Linked DNA regions of Homo sapiens: all the other regions are linked to region 3. The links are chromatin loops, found by intact Hi-C in ENCODE. Cell type or tissue: dorsolateral prefrontal cortex. All regions are shown on one strand. Each heading gives the region's core, and the rest is flanking DNA. Links, peaks and the distances in the headings are about the cores only.

Region 1 (7,126 bases), core at 1,035-6,034, 65 kb after region 3:
TAGTATTAAATGCGTTTTTAATCATAAGTACCATTATTAATTTTCAGTGGGTCACCACTGAAATAATTCACTGAATGTCATCCCCCAAAAATATGGAGAATATTTATTTAGCATGTAATATTTTTTCTGCAAGGGGCACTGAAATATTAAGAAACTATTAGGTAAAGTAATAAGACAAGGAAGTTTTCCTGGTTTTAGCCCATGCACAAGTGAACAGGAAATATCCATGCTGTCTGTACTGTGTGTTTTGAACATAAAAATATTTGTAGAATACAGTAACTGGAGAAAAAGGTACAGTCAAAAGGTAACAGTGTATTGTTTGAAGATTCTTAAATCTGGTTACCCTTGAAAGCATTCTGAGCTGCACTAGATGCTGCAGTTGAAGCTGCATTTGCAGCTGCGGTCTGGACAGTTTTGTTGGACATCACACCTGTTGCAAACTCCTGTTGGGCCTTCTCAAAACTAGCACCTGTTGTGCGATATAGTCCATGTACCTACAGAGGCACAAAAAAGTGGGAGAAGGTAAGTAGCAACCTACGCATTCATTTCCAGCAGCTCTTAATCTCAACATTAATCAAACATAAAAATACTAGATTGTAGTCATGATTCCTAAGATCAAGAATATTAGCCACCAAACTGACACACAATAATTGTATTTAAACATTTTCTTAATATAGGTTTTCCTTTTCTTCTCCAAGCAGAAGAGATAATTATGCTAATTTAAACCAAAAATAAAGAACTTCTTAGCCAACTTCAAAAAGTTGTATTTTCCTCTGCACCCAATTAGTCAAGTGAAATTATTACAGCATTACAATGAAATGGTTTAAACATAATAACAAGAAACAATACATTAATTTATTACCCCAGACTATTCAGAGAGAACAGTACCTTATCTATTTCCATTTTATCTACATATACACCACAGGCCCTGTTATAATCAAATGAGATCATTTTATCATTTAATGTACCAAGCACTACTTATGTCCTTCAACATATTGCCGCTATGCACTCTGTATACAATTTAACTTTTTGTGTATGGTCAAGTCCTAAAGAATGCACAAAGAAACACTTCTGGGAATTGTTTCTCCATACTGATTAATCACTCAAATCTTGGAATTTATTTTCAGGAGTAGGGTTCAAAAATTTTCTATCAGTATATGTCTTAAAACCTGCATAATTAAACTATGAGTCCATCAATACATAACATCAGCCACTTATTTTAACACAAATTTGAAGAAGGAAATAACAAACATTTATTAATTATATGCCCACAAACTTCGCAGAGTGGGGACAGAAAGATACTGGTAATTACACTGCACTGTGACTGGATCTAAATTAGAAGCTTGACTGGAATGCAATCAAAGCAGGCTTAGGGAAGGGCCAATGCATCCAAGTCAGTATTTTTTCCAAACCTGGATAGGAACTGGTAACTGTGAGGTAAGAAAAAGAATGAGTCAAAGATTCTCAAAGCAAGCTTGCATTTGGGAAAGTAGTTTCAAGAAGACAGAGAAAAGAGAGGATAGGCTGGTTTGGGGAGAAGGCAGATGATAAGTTCTAAACATTTGTTCATTCATTCCAACTCTACTGACAACCTACTCTAGGCCTGCCACAGCAGGCAGGTAAAGGTTTGGTTCAAAGCTTGGGAGAGGAATGGGCTAAAGACATGGACTTGGAAACCAACGGCATATGTTATGGACTGAATGTTTGTGTTCCCCCCAAAATTCTTATGTTAAAATCCCAACCACCAATATGATGGTATTAGCAGGCAGGCCTTTTCGGGGGTGATTTTGCCATGAAGGTGAAGCTTGCATTAATGGAATAAATGCCCTTATAAAAGAGACCCCCAAGGCCCAGTGTGGTGGCACACACCTATGGTCCCAGCCTTCCACTCCAACCTGGGCAATATACGTCTCCAAAAAGAACTTTTTTTTTTTTTTAAAGAGACTCCAGAGATCTCTCTGACAACCTTCCATCACAAAAGGACACAGAAACTGTCTATGAACCAGGAAGTTGGCCCCCCTGAGATACTGAATTTGTCAGTGTCTTTCTTATCTTGGACTTCTCAGCCTCTAGAACTATGAGAAATCATTATCTGTTGTTTAAGCTACCCAATCTATGGTATTTTTGTTATAGCAGCCCAAAGGGACTAAAACAACATATAAATGATAGCTGAAACCTTGGCATTTATGAAACTGTCTATGGAGAACCCAGAGTAGAAAGAGAATAAAATCAAGTATATAACCTAATTAATGCAGAAACAGAAAACCAAATATCACATGTTCTCACTTTTAAGTGGGAGCTAAACATTGGGTATACATGGACATAAAGATGGCAACGATAGATATTGGGGACTTAAAAGATAGGGGAAGGTGGGAGGGGGAGAAGAGTTGAAAAACTACCAATTGGGTACTATGCTCACTACCTGGATGACAGGCTCAACTGTCCCCCAAACCTCAGTATCACATAATATACCCTTGTAACAAACCTGCACATGTATCCCCTGAATCTAAAATAAAACTTGAAATTGTTTTAAAAAGACACTATTTAAGAGGCATCCACAAGAAGAAAGAATGACTGGGAGAGGAAAGGGAAGAACCAGATACAGATACTTCTCACTGATGCCAAGAGAAGAAAGCATGTTAACACATGAAAAGCTGTCAGAAAAACTATCAAGAAAGCAAGTTAATGCATGAAAATCTATCACGGTACAAGACAAAAATAACCCACACAGCCCTGAGTGCTTCTGATACAGTGGTAAAAGCAAACGCCATATTACTACAGATCAAAGTGTCAAATGGTCAGGAAGAAAAAGAGCACTGACAAATACATATACTGGTAAATCCAAAGATTCCTTTCCCCTAGTACCTTAGCACTATCATTAAGTATAAAAGTAATTATTTTTATTCCCTTTTAAAACCAAGTTTTCTATGGAAAATTAAAGATATAGATAAATCACTACTCCTATGTTCCAGACACTTATCTCAAAGTGAGTACAAATGACTGGATCCTAGAAAATGAAGTGTATTATAGAAATCTTATCAACCTTCTTTACTTACTAGACCAAACCAGAGCAATGCAATTGGATTCACTTGTCTGTCTCTTCCCCTCTTCCCCCAAGTTTGTGAGCATGTAATAAATAAATGTTAATTCTTATTTGCTTTATTATTTCCTTTTTCAAACTTGCACTAAATTGAGCAGCTGATACTATGTGTTCATGGGCTTCACAGTTTACTAAAATGTAATTCACAGTCCCACAGAACACAGAAGCAAAATAAAGGTAGGAATAGCCACATTTCTCAATAGTTTGTATCTATATAGACCCAGAGAGCCACCTAGAGGGAAAAGACCACATATATATACAGTGCATAATGCTAAATACTGTATTAAATCCATTATATCCATGTGAAAAAGGGTGGATTCTTGATTTCAGGGCCCCATGAAAGATGACAGGCTAATCATCAGGATGAACATCTTTAAAAGCTTATTACTTCCCTCCAGGGTTTCAGATGGTATCTATTAATAATTCATACTGCTGATATCAGGGACAAGGTTTTGACACCAAGTACTATAATTTTTTTTAAAAAATTACACAACTTGGGGGTGGGGGGCAAGGGGAGGCATAGCGTTAGGAGAAATACCTAATGTAGATAATGGGTTGATGGGTGCAGCAAACCACCATGGCACATGTATACCCATAACAAACCTGCATGTTCTGCACATGTATCCCAGAACATAAAGTATCAAAAAGAAAAAATATTTCAATTTTGATAAAATCTAATTTATCTTTAAAAAAATGCACCAGTTGATGGTTGCTTAAATGGAGCACAATTATCACCAAGTTGCACAGCCTTTTTATCTGTACTGTCACTTTAGAAAATCTCACTGTGTATGTGACCTGAATGCATATTACCTAGTGGAAAATTCCATAAATGCAGAATAGCCTAGAGAATTCAAAAAAAAAATTAAACAACTTAAATACTATCTTTTCTACTTATGAGAACTGCATTACTCCTAAAATAATATTTAGTTCTAGGAAAATCACAGAAAAGGCATTAAATTTGGTATATACTAATTCCACTACTTTCTAGCTGGCTGGCCACCACTCAAAACTTCAAGTCTGCTTCCCATAAAAAAAGAATATTTGTTACACTATCTGCTCCTCTGAGTTTTCCTAAAGATCAAATCAGAATGTATATAAATGAGTTACACTAACATAAGTTAAATTAATTTTTAAGTATCTGCCGAAGTGTCACAGCCAAAATGTAGATGCGGCTCCATAAAGGAGTCCTGCCTCCTTAATGCAGCTTCAGAGACAATACATGCTGTGGTGGTATATGACACAGAAAAACTGTATCGTGTGGGAAGTAAAGAATAATGGCACTTTATTTAAATAACCCAAACATATGTCTTCATTAAAACATATAGAATACCATTTCAAGAAACTGTGCTTTTATTAAGATCCCTGTCATGCCAAAATTATTTCAACTTTTATAAAAGCTGGGAAAATAAAAACAAATGAGTTTTTTAAATATATTTTTTAAATTCTTGTTTTGAGTTTTTAAAAAAGTATGGACGTCTAAGCCTAATATTTTCAGTTTGAAATTTCTGGAAACCCTCTATGAACCCTCCTGCCCACAGATGGGTCAGATATCCCTTTTGTAACCCCTTGAATTGCCAGTCTAGTTTCACCATGTCGAAATCTCACGCACCCTTTAAGCACTATCTCAAATAATGCTCTGTCTGCCATTTTGTGCCTGAACTAGCTATGGCTTTCCCTATTGAGAGTACCGCCAATCCTTTGTACATTTTGGGGAGCATGTATGTACTTTTTCTTTTACAGGGTTTCTGTCCATTTTGTATTATATCCTACATGCTTTTACTTGCCTAAGGGCAAGAACTAATTCTACTCATTGTTACACCCCCTAAAAGACACAGCTTAGTAATCTGCAGTAGAAGCCACTGAATAATTATTATTACTACCTGCTGAGGATTAAATGTTCCAAAATTGTCCTCATTAATAATAATTTTTAGAAGGTACCAAATAAGTGCAATATGGCTTAAGGAGACTATACCTGTGTTACAAAGTAAAATGCTTAGTTTGCAGTCACCTCAGAGGTTAAATGTTTTTAAAGTATACAACTACTTCACACCTGCTAGGATGGCTGGAATGAGAAAAACGGAAAATCACAAGTGTTGGCAAGGATGTAGAGAAAGTGCTGGTGGGAATGTAAAATGATACAGTCCTTCCAGAAAAGAGTTTGGAGGTGCCTCAAAAACCTAAACATAGAATTACTATAAGACTACATAGGAATTCCACATTGGGTATATATGTACACAAGAGAGGTAAAAGCAAAGACTCAAACAGATAACTGTACACCAATGTTCACGGCAGCACTATTCACAATAGCCAAAAGGTGGGAAAATCTCAAATGCCCATCAACAGATAAACAATGTAGTATACAGATACAATGGAATATTATTCAGTCTTAAAAATGAATGCATTTCTGATACATGCTGCAACACGGATGAACCTTGAAAACATTATGGTAATGAAAGAAGCCAAGTACAAAAGGAAAATATTGTATAACTCCATTTATATGAAATATCTAAAATAGGCAATTCATAGCAAATTAGAGGCTGCCAGAGGCTGAGAATAGGGAGGAATAAAATTATTGCTTAATGATTAGAGTTTCTGTTTGGGGTGATGCAAAGTTCTGGAAATAGACATTAGTAATGGTTGTACAACACTGTGAATGTAATTGATGCCACTGAATTGTATACCTAAATGTAATTAAAATGTCAAAGTTTATGTTATACATATTTTGCCACAATTAAAACAAATACAATACACCAAAAGCCATTAAATTGTATACTTTAGGTTTTTTTAAATTATTTTGTATTTTTTAGAGACAAGGTCTCACTCAGTAGCCCAGGCTGGAGTGTAGTGGTATGCAATCATAGCTCACTGCAGCCTCAAACTCCTGGGTTCAAGTGATCCTCCCACCTCAGTCTCTCCAACAGCTAGGACAATAAACTCACACCACCATGCCTGGGCTGTGTTGTTGTTTTTTTTTTTTTTTTTTTGTTTTTTTTTTTTTTTTTTTTTTAATGTCTTGTAAGGGGTTGGAGGGTAGTCTCATTATGTTGCCCAGGCTGATCTCAAACTCCTCGCCTCAAGTCATCTTCTTGCCTCGGCCCCCCAAACCCTCCCAAAGTGCTAGAATTACAGGTGTGAACCACCATGCACAGTCTAAACCGTATATTTTAAATGGGTGAATTGTATGTGAATTATATTTCAATAAAGCTGATAAAAATATGCATATAAAGATGACTTAGATGAAAGTGCCACATGAACAGCATTATAAATACTCACCAATCTACGAAATCTACCAAATTTGAAGATGCCTAAGATAATAATAATTTAGTTATAGTAACCTAGATTTGGGATCTATTAAGTAGCTAGCTTAGTACTTATTGAAAAAGGTAACAAAATTAAAATTGGGGGTAAAGTTTTTTTTTTTTTGGTGAATATACTAAGAGTATCAGCCGAGGACAGAATATAAACAATCTGCTCAAGAGTGCCATTTTTTTCTAGGAATTCAAAAGTATTACTCTATCTGTGTCCCTTAGAAGAAGGTGACAAGTAACTGGATGACTATTTTAATAGACAATGTGAACCATCCAGAATTGATTCCTAGTCAGCAAAGACGACAGTGCTGAATGGTTCTGAGAGAGAAGTAGCATGCCTATTTGTGACTATAGAAAAATAGTACAGTGGAATTATCAGCTTTCTATCCTAGGTCATAAATAAAGTTACAAAGTGGAAGAGACAAGGGGGAGAGGTGAATGATAACAATATTTTCAAGAAAGTATAGATGATAATCCTTGAACTGGGCAGGTCCACTTATAATATGTGATTTTTTTCCAACCAAACTCACATAGAAAATACAGTATTCATGGGATGTAAAACCCAAGTACACAGAAGGCTTTTTGTATACATGGGTTCTGCAGGGCTGACTCCAAGACTTGAGTATGCATAGATTTGGTATATGGATGTGTGGGTTCTGAAACCAATCCCCTGCATATAGAGGGATAACTGTAAGAGTCACTTTTCACCTAAGAAAAC
Region 2 (7,126 bases), core at 888-5,887, 430 kb before region 3:
AGGAAAATGAGGAGGCCAAATAAATGGTAATAAGAAGGATAATAAGAAATAATAATAAGTATTTTATAAACTTGATAGCCCTATGAAACTAAATGTGAAACCTAGAGTTTGTTTTAAAATATGCCCTCTTTAAACCTGTAATAACCTGTGCCTGAATTAATAACCTGTGTATCTTGCCAGTAGCTATATATCTTTCTTTCAAGTTCTTTTTATAGTGAGCTATCTGTTTAGCTATTTAGCTACCTACCTACCTCCCATCTGTTCATTTATTTATTTACAACCCTCCGTAGCCAAAAAGGAACACATATTGAACATAGAAAGTTTAAACAGGATTAAATAATCAGGATGAGTAGAAAAAGATGGAATAGGTTAATGGCATCAAATTACAGAAAAGTTGCATGGCTCTAGGCTGTCTTCATATTCATCTCTGATATTTGAAATTTCTTTTTTTTTTTTTTTTATATACGGAGTCTCGCTCTGTTGCCCAGGCTGGAGTGCTGTGTCATGATCTCGGCTCACTGCAACCTCCGCCTCCCGGGTTCAAGCAGTTCTCCTGCCTCAGCCTCCTGAGTAGCTGGGATTATAGGTGTGTGCCACCACGCTCAGCTAATTTTTATATTTTTAGTAGAGATAGGGTTTCACCATGTTGGTCAGGCTGGTCTCGAACTCCTGACCTCGTGACCCACCCATCTTGGCCTCCCAAAGTGCTGGGATTACAGGTGTGAGCCACCGCGCCCAGCCTGAGATTTGAAATTTATTTGTCCGAAGAGGGAGAAAGAAAGGAAAAGACTATAAGAGTTACATTATTTACAAGATAAATGGAAACCAGATGTTCAGGAAAAGCAAAAGCATTTTCTGGCTCTTAGGCCTGACAGAAATTTCTCCTTTGGGAGAAGGAGAAGGTAAGGTGGACAACATCTTTAAAAATGTCATTTTAATAATACGTTAGGTGGTTTTCTTGTAGATGTTTTGAGGTATTTTCTTCTGTTCAAGCTAGGGCCAGAGCACCAAAGTGCAATTCAGTAAAAGTAATTATATGGGGGCCAAAACAATGCAGCTGAAGCACATGGCTCTGTAATGCCTCATTGGATTCAGGGTTAAAATCAAGATGCAAGGATGTCAGACAGGAGGGTGTGTGTGCCCCACTCTCATCCAGGTCCACCAGCAGACCTCACTACTCAATCTTAGCTTTTTTTTTTTTTTTTTTAAATGGACCCGGATGTATTCTCAGTACCTCAAATAGCTGTTAAAATTAGACTTGATGTAAGATCACTTTGTCATCTTGGAAATTCTAGAGGAGCAAACAGCCTGTACATCCTTAGAAATTTTTCAATCAGGCCTTTGCTAAAAGATGAGTCAATATCTATACTCTGGGAAGAGGATGGGCTGTAGATATTTTGAATTGTTTATTAAAACCAAGTTAGGTACTTAAAAATTCAGCTGGACAGAAGGTAGAAATGATATCCTTTTATGAGAATTAAGAAGCCTAACCTGGATTTAGATGAACACACACCCCAAATTCATTTGAAGGGAGACTTGCAGCCAAGAAGGTTATGATGACCACACAGCTCTTCTCACTGTTACATCTCAGCTCTTTTGCTAAAAATCAGGTGATGGTGGGATAGTTGCACAAGCCTGTGAATACACTAGAAACCAATGTCTTTTACACTTTAAATGAGTGACTTGTGTGGTATGTGAATTATATCTCAATGCAGCTGGTACATAAAGCATCAGAGAAGATTTGGTTGTTCAAGAAGCATTTTCTATTTTTTTCCCCCAAAAGCATAGGCTGCCATCATCTTTAGGCTCAGTATTGAAGTTCAAATTTGTGAATCATTATTATGAAGAAAAGCTTCATGTGATTGTCACATGGTTGCTTGGTATTAGTTTTGCCAAGTATGTGAATAGTTTTATTTCTGGAATTCTCCTATCTGTATTATCTTTTAAATATTTGTAGTTCATGCCTTTGCTAATGAAGTGTATCTGTCCTATATTCTGCTAACTGATAGAAAGCAGCTCACACTTAACAGTTAAAGAACCTGAAGTGATTTCCTCAAGCTTTAATGCCCAGTAGTTATTAAAAACCTTAAATAGACCTCCAGTGTTCTGACATTCTAATCACCCATGTAAGGGCTGAAATTATTTTTATGGATACATTTCTTTCTCTGTTACACATTAATTAACAAGTACTTTGTATTTCGTTTTCCATTATATACATAGGAGAAAAGATTGCCATATAAAAGTTATTTTAAGACCAAAGTATTAATTGTATTCAAGATCTTGAATTTATTGAGTCATAGAAAAGGAGAATTTAATTTAAAATGAATTGATTTATTATATAAACTATGTAAAGCTCTTAATTTTCATTATAGGGAAAGTTCAGGACTGAAGAAAGAGCTAGGTCAATTTTATCATCCTCATTTTAAGGTTAATAAGCAGTATATGTCAGGAGATAGCTAAGAGTCTAGCAAATATTTCTTTTTAATAACTTTATCAAAGTATAATTCACATATCATACAATTCACCCAATTAAAGTGTACAATTCAATGATTTTTAATAAATTCAGAAGGTTGTGCCACTATCATGGCAATCCAATTGTAGAACATTTTTATCATCCCCAAAAAAGAAACTCATCCACCTCAGCAATCACTCCCCATTTCCCCCTAGTCCCTCCAGCCCTAGGCAGCCACTAATCTATTTTCTGTCTCTATAGATTTACATGTTGTGGGCATTTAATACAAGTGGAATCATACGTAGCACAGCTTATTTTAATACTTTAAAATATAGAAATATAATATTTTAAAATATAGAAAAGATGGAACATTTGCAGAAACAACTATATTTGAGAAAACCCATTTTCTTCCATGTGAAGTCTAAATTATGGGATAGGCCGTTGATGCCATTTAAATCTGGGGTGAAATTGAGATCATTTTAGGTAGAAAAGTCTTATTTCAGTGCTCACTTTAGTTTGATCTGTTGGCTCTGTTATGTCTAGAGATCCTCTATTAGGAAAGGTTTGTATCTTTCACCAGTGGGTGTCAGCATCTGACTAAAGATGACTCTTCCTAGAACCACTTCTGTAAATAACCTTGAAGCCAGTCTCGCAACATCAGTAACAACAAACATTGTTTGAATCCTGCACTCATTTATGTGATCACCTTAGAGTAAAAACCTGTAACAAGTCACATTAACTGTACATTATTTTTACCATTATATAGCTTTGAAGGATTGAGATTTTATCACCCTTACTGAGTTTCAACTCTGATAAAAAAAAAAACTGTTAGTGTTACATGATAGCGCCTATATTCTAAAGGCGAATGAGGAATAGATTTGAGTTTTTATGCAGTAATGTTTTAATGCCTTCTGCCACCAGATATAGACATGTTGAGAAATGGTGCTGATTAGCCTTGTCATTTGATTAGCCTCGTCACGGGTAATCAATTGCATTAGGCAATTAAATGCTGAAACATTAGTTTGTTTAACAAGTTTTATGCTATGCTGACTATTTTCGTCTTCCATTCTTGCAGGATATCTCCTGGGTAGTGAAGATTATTATTCCCATGAACGCTGTACATTAATTGACGCTCTGAATGTCACACGATGTGCTCTTGATTTTCGAGATGGCGAAGAAGTTGCAACAGGATATAAAAATATGTATTCAACAAACATATTCACCAAAAGGGCTATAGCCCTCATAACTAACCATCCACCAGAGAAGGTAAGTTTTGCTTCTATTTACTGATAGCAAAATCTTGTTACACTAATGTCTTTTCAGACAAATGTAGGAAAAGGCCATTGTTGTTTAGGGAAAAATCTAATAAATTCTAGGGAAGTCCTTTTCAAATTATACAGTATCCCAGAATCAGCCTGGGAAGCTTGTTAAAAAGGAAGATTCCTGGAGCCCACCTCTAGGGTGTGATTTATTAGGCGTGGGAGAAATCCGTACATCAGCATTTTAGAGAAACTCTTAAAAGGTGATTCTTAAGAGTGGTCCCCAGATCACACTTTGAGGAATACTATGTTGGTAGTATTTCAATAGAAATATAGTTTAAAAATTTTGGTATATTACGTGCATGTGCTGTGAGTAATTAATAAAATGACTTAAAAAATGATTGGCTTAGGTGTAAGGTGAGGCTTTATTATGACAAACTTTTGGTTAAGGGATCCATAAATTTTGGGATCAGGGCAGTTCCTCTAACCTTGTACTTCCTCCCTACAAGAATATTTTGCTATTCTAGATCTTTTGCATTTCCATGTTAATTTTAGAATCATCTAGTCAATTTCTATATGCCAGCTCCCCCCTGCCCAAAGTGTCTGCTTGGATTTATATTTGAAACTATAGAACAACTTGGGGAGAATGGATGTCTTAACAATATTGGGTCTTCTAATCCATATACCTGGTATACCAATGAGCTTATTTTTCACATTTACTATACTGATGCTTTTGTGTAACACATGAATAATCTTATTATTATGATTATTTTGTTAACCTAGAGTTAACTTCATGAGGTAAAGTTTAAGCTAAGTTCTCTGGATTTAGCTTATAAATGCTTTTGAAATGGGAACAAATATTTGTATTGTCAGACACTGGGCTCAAAATATGGCTTCATTAAGAACACCCATAAAAATAATACTTCAGTGGGACCCTGACACAACAAATTATAGAATATGCAGTGCTCCCTGGTTCTTCCAATTTCCTGCACTTTGCCTCTTTGACAATGCCTGAAGGTCCTTGGTGCAGGTCTGTCTTAGTCTGTTTGTGTTGCTATAAAGGAATAGCTGAGGCTGGGTAATTTATAAAGAAAAGAGGTTTATTTGGCTCGTGGTGCTGCAGACTCTACAAGAAGCATGGCACCAGCATTTGCTTCTGGGTAAGGGCTTCAGGAAGCTTCCAGTCATAATGGAAGGTGAAGTTGAGCTGGCGTGTGCAGATCACATGGCAGGAGAGGAGAGAGAGAGAGATGCCAGGCTCTTTCTAACAACCAGCCCTCTCAGGAACTAATACAGTGAGAACTTATAACTGCAAAGATGGCATGAAGCCATTCGTGAGGGATCCACCTCCATGACCCAGACAGCTGCCATTAGGCTCCCACTGGGGATCAAATTTAAACATGAGGTTTGGAGGAGGGTCAAATATCTAAACTATAAGAAGATCACCGTGTGGATTCTGGTTTACATACCTGTTTGGACTTGGTATGTGGCTGCTGGTTCCCCTTCCAGTTTCTGCCTGTTTGAACTCAGTATTGGAAATCTTCCCTGAATGAGTTAAATGCCAGATTGCTGGCATCCTTATTTGACTTCCACAAGCTAAGGTAAAATCTTTCAGAAGACAACTTTACCTCGAACTTCAAATTATATTTACACTATCAAATGTTATACAACTCCTGACATTCATTAAAAAATAATAGAAACCCCGTCTCTACTAAAAATACAAAAAAAATTAGCCGGGTGCAGTGGTGGGTGCCTGTAGTCCAGCTACTCTGGAGGTTGAGGCAGGAGAATGGCGTGAACCCGGGAGGCGGAGCTTGCAGTGAGCCGAGATCGCACCACTACACTCCAGCCTGGGCGACAGAGCAAGACTCCGTCTCAAAAAAAAAAAAAAAAAAAAATCGAGCACATGTAGAAGTGAAAACACAGATAGAGGTGTCTGTCCTCAGCTGCGTCCCACTTTTGGCGATCACTCTCCTATGCTGATATCTTGAAGCAACCATGCTTTCTGTGGAACACGAAGAAATGGGAACATTCTCTCAAATATGTGGAAATACACAGATTTTAAATTTAAATCTAAACAAATATTCAGATAATTGGAAAAATAGTTGCTAGGTAATTGGCTTAAATCCTCAGTTTTCTTCTACATATTTGACATTTTATGGATGCACCTTAACACTTAACAAGGTAAAGTCTTAAGAGAACTGTGTATTATTCTTTGAGGGAGCCACCATTTTACACATAAGCAAACTGGCTTAGAGAAGTTAAGTAACTTGTTCAAGGTCACAGAGCTATTGAGAGTCAGAATCAGAATTTAAACTCATGCTCTCTGACTCCAGACCTCATGTACTTAATCAGCCTCCCTAGTTCACAGCTAATATCCAAGACCAGAGATTCTGAGTCCCAGCTCATGATTCACCTTAATGATTTCAGTCCTGACCATATATTAGAATCATCTGGGAAACTTATAAGAAATACTGATGCCAAATATTGTGATTCATTGGTCTGAGGTGGGACCCAATCATTGGTGTTTCATTATTCCTCCTCCTGGGCTCCTACCAGTGATTCTAATGTGCAGTCATCACTGACACCTGGTGCAGTGACAGCCATTCTCGGATGGGTCATTCAGGGCATTCCTCTCAAATATGGAGAGGCAAGCAGAAGCCAGCTACCTATTACAGGTTCACAATCTGCCATACCTTAATCTGTGCAACAACTGTAATCTGCCCACAATACAAATTCATTCCTACTGAAGAACGATGGAATATTCCCTCACAGGGTTCCATAACATTAAGCAGATAAGAGGAAGCAACTGGAGTGAAATAATAGATCTTTGTGGGTGGGCTCTCTTAACTAGGGTGGTGGGGAAAACACGGAACTGAGGACAATAGGAGGCCCTAAAAGCTTGCTAGCCATGGAAGGAGTGTTATTACCATAGCCGCTGTTCGTAGGTAACTGTTTGGAAATTGCCAGATGAGAGGATGGTCATTTTCCTATTGTGTCTGAAACATGCTATAGCAGTATCCAGCATTCCCAGTATCTTCAAAGGAAAGTTTCAGTCATAGACATAAGTGAATGAAATAATCAATAGTCAAGCTGTAACCCAAGAATGTTTAAGACAGCTAATACATGTTTACATTTTCAATTCTGTATAAAATGATGCAACTCACCAGTTTGAGGAGCTGAGCTTTTCACGATTTTATCCCGATGTTGAATCTAATTCTGGGCTAATTTCTCAGGTACTATATATAGATTGTAGCATAAGGAACTTGTTCTAAGATAAAAATCATTAAAGAAAGCCACATGAAGAATCCACAGGCTAACTTAAAATTGTGCCTATTTTAAAAAGCACTTAAGAGGAAAAAAGCATTTGGAGGCAGTTCATAACTGAAACACAGTTGCTGATGCTGGACTCAGG
Region 3 (7,126 bases), core at 811-5,810:
CTTCACTCGGGCTAGTGGAGGTCTTCTTAGACTTCTTTCAAGGCGGAGGATTTAGAGTCTGGGGTGAAGTGGCGGTGATGGATGGCTGGGGACGTGGGGCTGCTGACTCAATGGTGATACATCAAGCAGTTAATTAAGGGACAAGTTATCTTCTAAGTGGGAGGTAAAGGATTTTCTGTTCCTTTGTTCTTAATGCTCATATTAATGCCATTTTCCCTCATGGAGACCTCAGGCTGTGCTTAAAACGCTTCCATAATTCCTTTTGGCACTGCTAGAGGTCAGCATTGTCCACTCGTGAAGGACACAGGTAAGTCACAGACATTGGGGCTTCCTGGTTGTTAAAGGCCAAGAATGTGGGATGAAAACCCCCCGTGTCCCCATAGCAAGTTAGGGGTTGCTCAGCAGGGCTGTTTTCATTCAGACAAGCAGCTCATTCCAAACCAGCCCCAGAGAGCCGCTTCAATAAGCCATTGTCTGCCCCAAGGAGGAGGAGCTGTTGTCCAGGGCTGTGGTTAATGCAGTGACATTGGTAGTTGTTCCAACAAGTCAAAGCTGGTTACAGAGAGGCAGCAGTGACAGGATGCTTGAATAAATGCCTTGGACCACAGGTGCCAGGAATTCTCCCACGCATCTCTCCGGCCTCCCATCTCAGAGACCTACCATCACCAGTGTGGGGCCCCTCTCTGCCAGTTCCTGCTGGTGGCCCTATGTGTTCTGAAGGCCATGAATGGGAGGCTATGGTGGTTCCTAAAAAGGATGGCTGAGGCCAGGATCTGAGGCCTGTTGCAATCAGTGACTGATATTTTGGAACCGAAAGGAGGAACTTGCATGAAACCATTGTTTTTGGAAAGATACATCATGTTTTTTCCATCAGTTTTGCAGCATTGGCAGATAAAATGCTGCAGCCCAGACAGACATCATCTCCAGTCCCTTTTTAAGGAAACAAACAAACAAGACAGTGACCCAATTCAGTCCTTTTTCATTTATTATACCAAAGAAAACTGGAAGAGTTCCATTTCGTAGTTCAGTTAACATAAAACATGTCTCTTAGCGTACAGGCAGTGGGTATTGATGGGCATAGTATGTATTTTGTTGATTACATTGCTTAGCACTTTGCTAGTGCAAAAAAAGTCTGTTTTGCCTGAAAGAAAAATTGTGTACGTGTGTGCACTTCTAAAAACTTCCATTGGTAACACACTCTGCCAGTCACCTCTGGAGGCCATTTAGAATTCTTGTAGAGACTCATACAGCCTATATGAAATATTGAGAGAACATTAAATGCTCGACTGTGTGGTCCTAACCAAGCACAGTGGGAGATCAGAGAAGGGAGAGATTTGTGTGGCCAGAATGGAATTTAAAAATATATCTTAATAACTTTGAAGGGAAGCAAATGAAAATGCTAACTTAAAAAAAAAAAAAAAAAAGCAAAAGTCTTGCCTGGTTCATGTAGAAGTTGTTAGTGGGGCAAGAAAAATGCCCAGTGTGGCTTAGCAGGCTATGTGGTTTTAGGACTGCATCCCACCAACTCAGATGCTGATGTGGGCAGCCTGTCCGGAGACCCCACAGACTGCAGAGCCTCATTCCCATCCCTGGGTGATGGTGTGGGGGGTTTGGAAGTCCTCAGTTTCAGTACAAGGTGGGATAGTCTGAGATGATGGAAAAGTCAGTTAACAAACACCTGTTGAGCACCATGTGTAATAATAGCAGTAACCACCTTAACTGAGTGCATACGATATACCGTATGCTAAGCACTTTACCATCTTTTATTTCTCAGAGTAAGTCAGTGAAATAGTAAGCTAAGTGCCACCTCCGACTTCACAGATAAGGAAACAGGCTTCAAGGGTTGTCTTGAGGGGTTCACTTCGTTCACTTAATTCACTTAGTTCCTGCTATAAAAAAATACCTCAGTCTGGGTAATTTTAAAGAACAGACATTTATTTCTCACAGTTCTGGAGTCTGGGAGGTCCAAGACCAAGGTGCCAGCAGTGGTGTCGGGTGAGGGCTGCTATCCGCTTCCAAGATGGCACCTTGCTGTTGTGTCTTCACGTGGCCGAGGGCAGAAGGGTACACAGGCACTCCCTTCAACCCCAAGCCCTTTTGGAAGGATGCTGATCCCATCCGTGAGGGTGGGACTCTCATGACTTAATTACCTCCCAAAGGCCACACCTCTTAATACCATTTTGTGGGGGATTTCAGCATGAATTTTGGTGGGAATCATCATTCAAACCATAGCAGGTGTCAAGTGCCTTGCCTAGGGTCATTATGTCGCCATTGGAGAGCAGAGCTAGGAATTTGAAGTAGGTTGCAGACTATGGCTCATGCTCTTAAGGATTATGCTTTCTGGTGTGTGGTTGGTGCTAGGTCACTGGACAGTACAAAGGATACGTGGTGTGTGGCTGCAGACCTGAGGCAACCTGTGCATCTCAAAGACAATGGGACTATATGAAGGGGCAGCTTATACTGTGGGTGCTCCTGTCCCCACACAGGGATCATATGGAGAAAGTGAAACTGTGCCCGTGCAGGTGTGGCTTCTCACCTTCAGAGTCAGTGGAAAGAATAAGCAGATGCAGGTGATGGTGTCATGGGCAGGTGTTGTTGTTGTTGATTTTGGACACAACTGTAGTCTCTCCTGTGGTATAGTCACACATTCAGGTAGATAGCAGGAATGAGTAAGACAGGATGGTGTGAGGCAATATGAAGTATTGGAGACTGGGACAAACTAGAATACTGTGTTGTGTCTAACAGAGCAGCCACTTCTTACCTCTAATCACCTGTTGTCACGTTGACATGTGGGCCCAGTATTGATAGATGCACTGAGATTTTTCCCCCTAGAAAAGCAAAGAACCTGGCAATTTTACATTTATTCTCCAATCTTTGAATGTTTGCTATTAATTTAAAAAAATGTTTAATGAGCCACCTGTTGTATATAAGGCTTCAGTTTGAAATCTTTGGAGAAGTAGGAGTAGAAATTGAGACATGAACGTTGGAACCCCCAGAATAACAGACTAGGAGCAGCAAGTGTGTCTCACTTTGTCAATCTACATCAGGTGACTGCAGCCCACATCAGCCTTTCATAAGCTTTCGTGTGCCTGTGAATCACCTGGGGATCTTGTTAAAACATAGATCCTGATTCAGGAGTTGCAGATGGCTGAGATGCCGCAGGACTAGGGGCTCTATTGAGAAGATTCTAAGGCAGCCTCTAGGCTGAGTGGGGGAAAGTACTGTGATGAAGTAGTGCCATCTACTGTGAGCAAAGAAAAGGGAAATGGCCTCACACATTCCCCATCCCTGTAGCGCCCCAAGATAGGTAAATCATGCGTTTATGGCCATTTCCAGGTTTCCCCTAAAAGTCAGAATTTGAGCTAGATGAGAAGCTTTCGCATTTTATATCCTTTTAATGCACACTCTTCCACTTAAGATAAACTTGGATGTATACCTCTATCATCTGGGAAGTTGGGATTAGAATATCAAGCTTTCAACTTGGGTGGGATAAAGGGAGAGTTAACTGATTAGCTCTCCCTTCTTTCCGTTACATTTTGAGGGTGAAAAATATGTCTTGCACATGTTAGTGTTCTGTTACTTCCATGTGGCCTTGGCGCCTCTTTAACGTGGGGTCCGTGTGGGAGGAAAGAGTGGGTGCTGAGGAAATTGCTTTGAGCAGAAATCATCTTGTTTCCATTCACTAAGAGCTGTTCTTGGATCTCTTCTCCAGGTCCCTTGCCTGTGTCCAATGCCCTTGGAATTGTATGCCAGGAAACAATATAATCTTTCTAATTGGGCAAAGCGGGAGGAGAGAGACTGGGTGAGCCAGGATGGGCTGGCAATTGACACCTAAAAATAGATCTTTTTTTTCCCACGAATAACCATTTTTGGGGGGCAAGAAGCCTTGCACATTTCTAACCATCTGGGACAAACATCACCTTGGCAGGTCAAGGGAGGCAGCTGATGGGGCCAGGGTGCAGCCAGGTGGGTGGAATGCCAGCCAGAGTGATGTTGCTATGGCAGCTGGGCCCCTCGGAGAAAGCTTCAGTGGCCTCCAGGGAGCAGAGGTGGATCTCAGATCTGGGGCCAGAGCATGTGTGTAGGGAATGAGTGGGAAGAGGACAGTCGTAGAGCAGCGCTTCTTAAACTTTAATGTGCCTGTGAATGTGAAATGCAGATTCCGATTCAGTGGGTCTGGGTTGGGGTCTGAACTTCCACAGTTCTCACAAGCTCCTAGGTGCCACCAACGCTGCTGGTCCAGGGAGCACACTTAGAGGAGCAAGGGGCTGGAGCGCTTCTGTGATCTTCAGGGCTTTAAGGAAGACTGAAGGCGGACACACAAGGAAGTTACCCTGCTCAATTTTTGTTGAATTTGGCTGAAGCTGGAAAAAAGCCAGTGTTTGACAGCTGTTTCTTGTCATATTGTCATCCTATAACGTTTTTGCTGCATGGTGGTGGTGGCACTTATATAAGGACAAGATTACAAGTGTTGTATATTGTGATTTTACTGGTAAAAATGCATATGGCTGGGTAGAATCTGAACATTGTATAATAGACATAATGACTTAATTCAGAAAAACACAGCCCTGAGCTAGCTGATGAATAACTGAGACTGTCCTAAAATAATGGAATAGGCTTTACGAGAATTCTAAGGGCAGAAGAATGGCCCAGATGTGGAAACTGTGAGGTAAAAATCATTTTGGTCATTTAAAATTTTCATGAGGATGTAGGTAGTTTTTCCCTTTGGGGAAGAATAAAACCATTCCCTGAGAGGCCAGAGTTCTTACTGGGCTCTGTGGTCTCTTGGAGAACAAATTAGACAAGGCCATGTTTGGGAGAGAAAAAGGCCAGAACTTGTGTTGGTTCTATGAGTTGTTGAGATTTATCCCAGAGGCAAAGAGTAAGTGACACTCGCCTATTTTCTTGGAGGGCTTTCCTCTGGATGGGTCTTTTTTCTGGGCGCCCGGCCGACTGCTTGCATCTGGACAGTAGGGGCAACAGCCATTTACAGTGCCACGGCCAAGCCCCACTTGGTACGGCATCCTCCCCTCCCCAGCCCCGAAATGAGTTCTGCATCCCATTAGCTGTTTCTGATCCCCCCACTCTCCATGGGATCACGTTCAGCCACTGGGGCCTTTTTGAGACTCTCTTGCATTGGCCTGTTCTTGATATGGGCTCCTGATAAGCGTTAGTTAGCTTTGGTATGGAAGCTGTGACTGGTGGTCTTCATAGAAGAAAGGCCAGGAATACCTCTGCACAGGTGTCCCACACGCCATGTGACTCCCATGTCCCCATGGAGAATGCCTAGGTCCCCGTAGGGCATAAACAGTTATTCTGATGCTCAGAACTCTGAGACTGGGGGGCTCCCACTTGTGATTTTGATACTAACCTATAGATTGTTATGAGTTCGTGTCAGAGTCCGGCACCTGTTGTCATGTGAAATGTTGAGGTCAGGTCTGGGAGGAGCCACAGCCTGCCCTTCCCCAAGGTGTTCCCCCTGCCGTAAGGAAGCTACAGCCATGCGGCAGTGTCGGGGCTAGATAGGAGCTCCAGAGGCGCCCCCAGCCACAGGCTTGGTGGGGAGTGGGTCTCAGCCTCACCCACCTACTGCAGCATCAGCATTGGGGTGGGAGCTGAGCTAGCAGGTGGAGCAGGCTTGGGAGGAGACAGCGCTGGGGGCTGACGGTGAGGGAGGGGCCTTCTCTCTCCTGGCCCCTTTAGTGTCCCCTGGCTGCTCTGGCTTTGTGTGGCTCTGGTGGGAGAGGGGGTCCTAGGTCGTCTTTGCTCTCCTTTATTCCTCCCCTCACACTAGCCATCGTGGACAATCCCCTCTTCCCTTTGGGAGGCACTGAGAGATGAGGCAGGCAGCAGGGGGTGAGATGGGAAGGGAGGCAGCTCCAGATCTGGGGAATCTGAGGGGGGTCTGTCTGTCAGTGTCTGTGTCTGTCCTCCCTGATTTGCTCAGGGAGGAGGTGGGTGGAAGGCCAGGACCCTGCCTACGTGGGCGCTCAGCGTAGTGCCAGTTCAGGACTGTCCGTGCAGCCCCTCGGCAAATGGCCTGCTCTGGCGACACCACTCCTTGATGTCTGACCCTGTGGCGTGGCTTGGGGTTCAGATGAAGCCTCATTTCCTCTTGTGGGATTCAGAGGAAGAAAATGTAATGGAACCAGTTCTAGAACACTAGAAAATGGGCTTTCTCTCCTCCTAAGAAGTCGTTGGGTTTTTTCCGTACATTCCAACAAACTTGTTCAGCTTATGACAAAATGCCATTAAAGCTTTTAAGTTTTTGCCGTCAACTTACAGTAGAGGGCAAAAAATAATATTCTAAGATCTGCAAAGCTGAAGTTGAGGCGGCCGTGTGACTTTGGCAGTGTTTCTCCCCAGGCCTTGCCCCTGCCTCTACCCGCTCCCACACATGTTGGCAGGTCCGGGGAGTTTTGCCAGGACGGCAAGGTGGCTGGAAGTGGAGGAGCTTGCTGTGATTTCATGGCACCATTTGCTGTTGATGGGGCCTCCTGACAAAACACTGCCTGTTTGGGCTGAGAAGGCCCTGGGCCTTCGGTGACGGACTGGAAGCCAAAGCTAAAGCCATTGCTTCCCTCAAGGACCTGGAGCCGCTTCAGTGACATGGGAAGGAGGGAAGATGGGCCCTACGTCTGGAGTTCCACTGTTCTGTTCCTATTTTGCTTTGAGTCAGGAAAAGAAAACCCAGCAGTCACAAGGCACCAGAGTGAGTCAGCGCTGGGGAGGGCGGTGGAGGCCGCGGAATGGGGGAGTCATAGACACGGGTGCTGTGAGGGTCCTGCAGCCGCTCCCTTGCTCACAGCCCTGTCCTTTGTGGGGGAGCCTGCTACGGCCCTGGAAGAGCAGTGCAGCCTGCTCGAGGACACACGGCTGGAGGCAGAGCAGCTCCCTGGACTCCCGGCCATTTCTCCCTCTCGGCGTCATGGTGATTCCCAGGAGGCCTGTGCTTCCTGTCCTCTCTGTGGAGCACACTGCGGGGCCCAGGCCCAGGGGCCGCCTCTCCTGTTCTCTCGACCTACGGCTCCTGAGAGCCCCCTCTGCTGTCCCTCCAGGAGGGACTCCAGGGGACTGTACAGCCAGGTCTCTGGACCCCTGAGAGCCTCCGACATGTACCCTCCTG

Evidence for each region. Peaks named below come from ENCODE experiments on the same cell type or tissue, not always from the same donor. Only the 100,000 strongest peaks of a DNase experiment are listed, where the experiment ranks them.
Region 1: a loop joins it to region 3, with 3 times the contacts of the local background. A loop is called at or near these places in 46 of 110 quality-filtered maps.
Region 2: it touches region 3 in a loop (16-fold over the local background); 65 of 110 quality-filtered maps call a loop at or near these places.

What each region holds. Positions count from the first base shown.
Region 1 is chr5:78,468,872-78,475,997 of GRCh38, reverse strand. SCAMP1 (secretory carrier membrane protein 1) reads right to left here. Exons shown (of 9, transcript NM_004866.6): 9 at 1-494. The coding sequence ends at 330. Among named protein-coding and RNA genes, the nearest start is that of SCAMP1, 110 kb to the right of the region's middle. In dorsolateral prefrontal cortex, for the core only: a CTCF peak has its summit at 3,321 (motif pointing left); no DNase peak of the experiment used is centred there.
Region 2 is chr5:78,961,008-78,968,133 of GRCh38, reverse strand. It overlaps ARSB (arylsulfatase B), which reads left to right. Exons shown (of 8, transcript NM_000046.5): 3 at 3,528-3,718. Among named protein-coding and RNA genes, the nearest start is that of ARSB, 21 kb to the left of the region's middle. In dorsolateral prefrontal cortex, for the core only: a CTCF peak has its summit at 3,034 (motif pointing right); no DNase peak of the experiment used is centred there.
Region 3 is chr5:78,534,115-78,541,240 of GRCh38, reverse strand. All of the region lies in intron 3 of LHFPL2 (LHFPL tetraspan subfamily member 2), which reads left to right. Among named protein-coding and RNA genes, the nearest start is that of LHFPL2, 110 kb to the left of the region's middle. In dorsolateral prefrontal cortex, for the core only: CTCF peaks have their summits at 3,053 and 3,258 (motif pointing left); a DNase peak (open chromatin) is centred at 3,208; H3K4me3 peaks cover 338 bases; H3K27ac peaks cover 4,486 bases.